Regions from separate parts of the Homo sapiens genome. Here region 2 is linked to region 1. Evidence: chromatin loops called from intact Hi-C (ENCODE). Cell type or tissue: HCT116. All regions are shown on one strand. Each heading gives the region's core, and the rest is flanking DNA. Links, peaks and the distances in the headings are about the cores only. Region 1 overlaps AP2S1 (adaptor related protein complex 2 subunit sigma 1). Region 2 overlaps ARHGAP35 (Rho GTPase activating protein 35).

What was found. Hi-C counts contacts between places; a loop is a spot of excess contacts. Peaks named below come from ENCODE experiments on the same cell type or tissue, not always from the same donor. Only the 100,000 strongest peaks of a DNase experiment are listed, where the experiment ranks them.
Region 2: a loop joins it to region 1, with 6 times the contacts of the local background. A loop is called at or near these places in 84 of 110 quality-filtered maps.

What each region holds. Positions count from the first base shown.
Region 1 is chr19:46,839,543-46,842,435 of GRCh38, forward strand. It overlaps AP2S1 (adaptor related protein complex 2 subunit sigma 1), which reads right to left. Exons shown (of 5, transcript NM_004069.6): 3 at 1-36. Among named protein-coding and RNA genes, the nearest start is that of AP2S1, 9.9 kb to the right of the region's middle. In HCT116, for the core only: a CTCF peak has its summit at 1,133 (motif pointing left); a DNase peak (open chromatin) is centred at 1,129; H3K27ac peaks cover 1,056 bases.
Region 2 is chr19:46,990,242-46,993,147 of GRCh38, forward strand. The region is part of intron 5 of ARHGAP35 (Rho GTPase activating protein 35); the gene reads left to right. Among named protein-coding and RNA genes, the nearest start is that of NPAS1, 28 kb to the right of the region's middle. In HCT116, for the core only: a CTCF peak has its summit at 1,104 (motif pointing left); a DNase peak (open chromatin) is centred at 1,100.

The DNA of each region.
Region 1 (2,893 bases), core at 1-2,500:
AGCATAGCGGCGGTAAATGATCTTAAAGTTCCGGAACTGCAGAACAGAGAGGCTGTCAGCAACGGAGATTGCCAGGACCTAACGTGCCAGACAGAGTGGGGCCAAAACATTCACTCCTTCACTCCATACGTGGTCCCGAGGCCCAGCTCTGTGCCTGGCCCTGTGCTGGGGTCACAGCAGTGACCGAGACAGCCCTAACCCTGCTCACAGTGCAGCGGGGGCAGGCATCCCCAGAATGGACAGGATGGGCTGTGAGAGCCCAAAGAGGGTGCCTAACCCCCTCTGATCCTGGAGAGTCAGGAGGGCTTCCTGGAGGAGGGGGTATCGGAGCTGAGAGCTGGAGGATAGGCAGGAATGTTCTAAGCAGATAGCAAAAGCCCGGGGCTGGGCGGGAGCCTGACGTGTTCAATAGTGTCCATGCAACCTTGCCACTCCCTTCTGTGACTTCCTGCTACCTCTGGAGACAGTCACATCCCTTAGCCTGGAATTAATTAACTCAATTATTTAACAAATACTTCCTGAGCAGCTACTCTATGCCAGGCCTGTGATAGGCAGTGTGGGGAGGAGGGTTACCACTGCCACCAAGACGATCCTGGGTCCTTGTCCTGCCCTCACTGAAATGCGATATACACAGTTAGCAATAGTAACACAGACACACACCGTGAACAAACATGCCAGGATCAGGGACATGGATTCTCATTTTATGCGCGTGTTAAGTAGACAAAGACAGATATATATGCATACTGGGTTGCAAAGTACAATGTCTTTGGCCAAAACCTGAAAATCCAGTTCAGTTCTATATGTTCTCAATGTCAGGTTCATTACAAAAAAAAAAAAAAAAAAAATCCCAGCACTCCAGGAGGCCGGGCGAGAGGATCACTTGAGCCCAGGAGTTTCAGGCCAGCTTGGGCAACATGGTGAAACCCCATCTATACAAAAGTACAAAACTTAGCTGGGTATGGTGGCGTGTACCTGTGGTCCCAGCTACTCGGGAGGCTGAGGTGGGGAGATGACCTGAGCCTGGGAGGTCAAAGCTGCTGTGAGCCACGTTCCCATCACTGCACTCCAGCCCGGGAGACCCTGTCTCAAAAAACACAAAAAAACAGCAGCTCTAGGTCTGGGGTGTGCCTGTGTCGCCACCTGCTGACAGCTATGAGTGCCAGCATCAGTCTTCGGCATTTTTTTTTTTTTTTTTTTTTGAGTCTGGCTCTGACGCCCAGGCTGGAGAGCAGTGGCTCGATCTCGGCTCACTGCAATCTCTGCCTCTTGGGTTCAAGCGATTCTCCTGCCTCAGTCTCCCGAGTAGCTGGGATTACAGGCGCGCCACCACACCCAGCTAATAGCTTTTTACTCATTTTTTCAGCTCAATCTCTTGTTCATTGCTATACTCCAAGCATGTTTTCAGGGTTTTTTTTGTTTTTTGGTTTTTTTGAGACAGTCTCACTCTGTCGCCCAGGCCAGAGTGCAGCGGCGCAATCTTGGCTCACTGCAACCTCTGCCTCCCAGGTTCAAGCAATTCTCCTGCCTCAGCCTCCTGAGTAGCTAGGAATACAGGTGTGCACCACCACGCCTGGCTAATTTTTGTATTTTTAGTAGAGATGAGGTTTTACCATGTTGGCCAGGCTGGTCTCCAACTCCTGACCTCAGATGATCCACCTGCCTCTGCCTCCCAAAGTGCTGGGATTACAGGCGTGAGCCCAGCCTGAGTATGTTTTCTGGTGTGATTACAGTAAGGCCTACATGTAATCCACGGGTAAATGAGCTGACACTGATCATCAGTGCTCCTCTCTTCTTGCAATCCAGCTTTTCTGGCTCTCACCCTCCTCCGCCTCCAGCTACTGCTCCATCTTTCCAGCCTCCCTTCCTGTTTTAAATTTCGAGGCTTCTCAGGGATCTGCTGCAGACCCCCATCTCTCCTCCAGCTACATTCTCTCAGAGAAGCACATTCTCTCATCCTGCAGGCTGGGGCAGGTGTCCCCTCTGAACATCCCACGCCACTGCCCCACCCCTGCCCTGCCCCAGCCTGACCACTGCTGGTCGCCACTGTCTGGGGATGGGTCTGTCTCCCCATTGGACTGAGCCTGTGGGGGAAGCTGGAGCTGTCACACTGTGTCCTCCATGTTGCCCTGCAAAGGGCTGGCACAGGTAATGGCCCCCAAAGACATCCACATCCTAATCCCACACCCTGTGAATATGGGACCTTATATGGCAAAAAGGGACTCTGCAGTCTCAACTTGTGACGAAGTTAAGAAGCATGAGATGGGGCGATAATCCTGGATGGTTCAGGCGGGACCAATGTCCTCACTGGGCTGCTAATAAAGGAAAGCGGGAGGCGGGACAGTGCGAGTCAGACAGAGATTGGACGACGGCCAGGTGCCGGGCCTCATGCCTATCATCCCAGCACTTTGGGAGGCCAAGGCTTGATCTCAGGAGTTCAAGAGCAGTTTAGGCAACATATCAAGACCCATCTCTATAAAACATACAAAAAATTAGTTGGGCGTGGTGGCAGGTCCCTGTAGTCCCAGCTACTCAGGAGTCTGAGGTGGGAGGATCCCTTGAGCCTGGGAGGCGGAGGCTGCAGTGAGCTATGATTGCACCACTGCACTCCGGCCTGGGGCACAGAGTGAGACCCTGTCTCAAATAATAATAATAATAACAAGAGGGATAGCCCGCATCTTCCAGTTGCCTACTCCTCCCTTTGATCTTCACTCACAAGTCCCCTCCAGGAAGCCCTCCAGACCCCCAGGCTGGGTCAGGTGCCCTCCCCCAGCCAGGCTCCTCGATCCCAGCCCTGCCTACTGTGGTTGTCACTGTCTAGGACAGGCTTGTGTTCCTTCCTGGGCTATGAGTCCCAAAGCAGCACAAGGCTGTCTCAGTGCTGCTGTGAACCTAG
Region 2 (2,906 bases), core at 131-2,630, 150 kb after region 1:
AAATTAGCACCTCTGGTTTTAATGGTATCCTGTGTGCCATGCCACCTTGCCTCATCAGTTGTTCCTGCCCCAGCCTGCCTCTCTGTAGAGGTGTTTGTCCAGATGGGCGAGCCTTCTCACTGGCCAGCCTTTCCCTGGACTTTGTGTAGTACCACAGAGGATGCCTGACCTCTCAGAGCGTCCCACCATGTGGCCCTCACTACCTTTTAAGTCATCAGCAGCCTTCCTGCTTTGTGCCTCTGGCAGGCCAAGACCCAGCAGCAGCCCTTGCTGTGCAGCTGCAGAAGGGAGTGTCTCTGCTAGCTGCCCAGAGATCACAGCCACCTGTGATCCAGCAACCAGAGGGTGGGGAAGAGGAAAGGAGACGTGTTCCTCAGGGGCAAGACATTAGTCTCATCTTGTCACTGCCCACCTCTAAAGAGGGAGCTTTAAACAAGCACAATTTATTCACAAGCCTGATGGTGTAGGCAGAAATTTGAGGGAGGTGATGGATCAGCATGGCCCCGAGTCCTGGGTCACTGACTCTTAGTAGCATCTGAAGGAGACAGGTGTGCAAGAAGCCCACCCCTGAACTGTCAGAGCCTCAATAGTGACAGGGCTGCGGGGCCTCCAAGCTCATCCTTCCAGGGTCTGCACTTCCTATGGTGTCTGTTTTCACAATCTGGATGCCACCTTCACCTTATTCTGTCCACACTCTCTTAGCTGACTGGAATTGTTCACAGCTCCTGACCCTATCTAAGCCCACAGGGATGGGGCAGGAGAGCGTGGTACTCCTGGGAGGGTCATAGAGTAGCCTGCTTTCTGAAGACGGGAGTCAGGGTTTCTCCAGGGGAGTTAGTGGGTGGGGACAGTTGCAGGCTTCTCCCCTGATCCTGCTGTCTGAAGATAGAGGCTTTCCCAGCAGTCACTTCTCCAGCAGGCTCCAGGCAGGCACAGATGTGAAGTCGCATGGGAAATCTCTATTCTGGAGCCAGCTTTCTTTCCACGGAAGCTTGTCTCACAGTGGAAGTTAGGAAAAGAGGAAGGCGTAGACTGATACCCAGTTTGCTGGAAGCCGGGAATTCCTGTCTGCATTTGTCTTGACTTGGCGCCATCTAGAGGTGCGTGAAATCCTGCCACCCGGCAGAACCCCATTGTTTCTGCGGGAACTGCTGACACAGCACCTTTTTGTGTAGGGTTGTGGGGCCGGCAGGAACGGGAGGTGCTATTGATAGGGAATCAGCCACCCTTCCCACAGCAGCTCTCACCCAGCTTCCACTGCTCAGGAGGTGGCTTCTGGCCGCTGCTACTGCAGCAGCCTGGGAAAGGGTGGAGGTTTCCCACTTCCTCTTCCCATTGTGTGTTTCCTGTCCCCGACGGTACTCAGCGGGGGCTCCGTTGTCTTGAACCTGACCGAAGCGGGTGGGAGAGGAGAAGATCTTGCTGACATGGCACCTCTCCCGGCCATAGCAGTTGACTGAAAAGCTGGGCTGTGGATGTTGCAGGGCCAGGTTCAACTGAGCCGCAGATACCAGGCAGTGCAAAAGTTAGTAGTGTTAAGGGATATTATGGAAAAAAGATGATTGTGCCCCAAAGTAGCTCTTCCCAGACTGGCTGGGGTTTCCATGGCTACATCAACTTGACCAGTTCTTTCTACTTAATCCCTGAGAGCAATTGTGTCTCTATATGTTCAGGCCTTGGAACCAGTTTCAAATCCCATCACAACAAATATCAAGGTCACTAGCAAATGGTTTTGTTAGCTCCAGAATTTCACAATATTGAACACTGCTGAAAATGTACTCGCAAAATAGAGACGTTTGTGATTATTTGCCAGTTATTTTCCTCCCACACTCAAGGTGACACGTGGGAGATTCAGAAATGAACAGCAGCAGCAACCGCACCGCCCATGGCCTGTGTGCCTGCCTAGGCTGGGCCCGGCTCTCCACGAGGCACTTGATTCCCACCACTGATCTTCCTTTGAGGAAGATGGTATTATAATACATCTCCATTTTACAGAGAAGGAAACAGCTTCTCAGAGGTGATACAGCCTGCCCAGGGTCACACCGCTAGGGAGTGGCAAGCCGGGGCTTGAGTCCCTGCGTACGTGGGTGCAAATGAAGTTCTCTGAAGACAGAGCAAAGCTGAGCTTGAAGTGCACAAACCCCAGCAAGGAAGGCGCGAGGAAGAGGGCTTCACAGGGGAGATGGGCCAGGGTTTCAGGAGGCAGAAGAAAAGGCTTGCGCTGCCTGTTCTGTCTCCTACCTGTAGCCCACCCCCACCTTCAAGAGTCGCTCTTGCCTGGTTTCTCCCCGTCTCTGTGACTCCCTCCTCCCTGCCTATCTGGAGTCGACCCCGTCCAGCTGGTGTCCACAGGCCCTGTCCTATGGCTTTTGTGCTGGAAGGGGTGCTAGAGCTGGCTCCGTCTCAAGCCAGAGGGTCAGGACCAAAGGACCTGTGGCTCCAGGGTCCGCATTAACTCCCTGTAATAGCTCACAAAATTCAGTCTTTTTAATTTAAGGAGAGACCAGTCATTTTCATCACATTGTTGAAGGGGATGTGTGACCCGAACATGGTTCAGGATGCCAGCTCATTGTCTCGGCCTTTCCATTTGACAGATGAGACTGTTGGGGCTAGAGATAACAGTGCAGCCTAGGTTACCAGGGGACGGCCCTGCTGCTCTCTGGGCTCTTGTTCACCAGCTGCCTTGGGACGTTACTGGTTCTGGGATCCTGCCTTCCTTTGATCTGTCCACATAGCTGCCCGAGGGCACGGGGGTGCTTCTCACACCCACGTACGGGGTCATTAATTTCACAGCTAGCCAGGCCCCGTGTGGACAGGGACAGATGGCAGTGGGCACACACATATGTGGTCCCAGGCTCAGTCTGGTGGGACAGGACATTCAACAGGTGATTGCAAAGCCGTGTCTC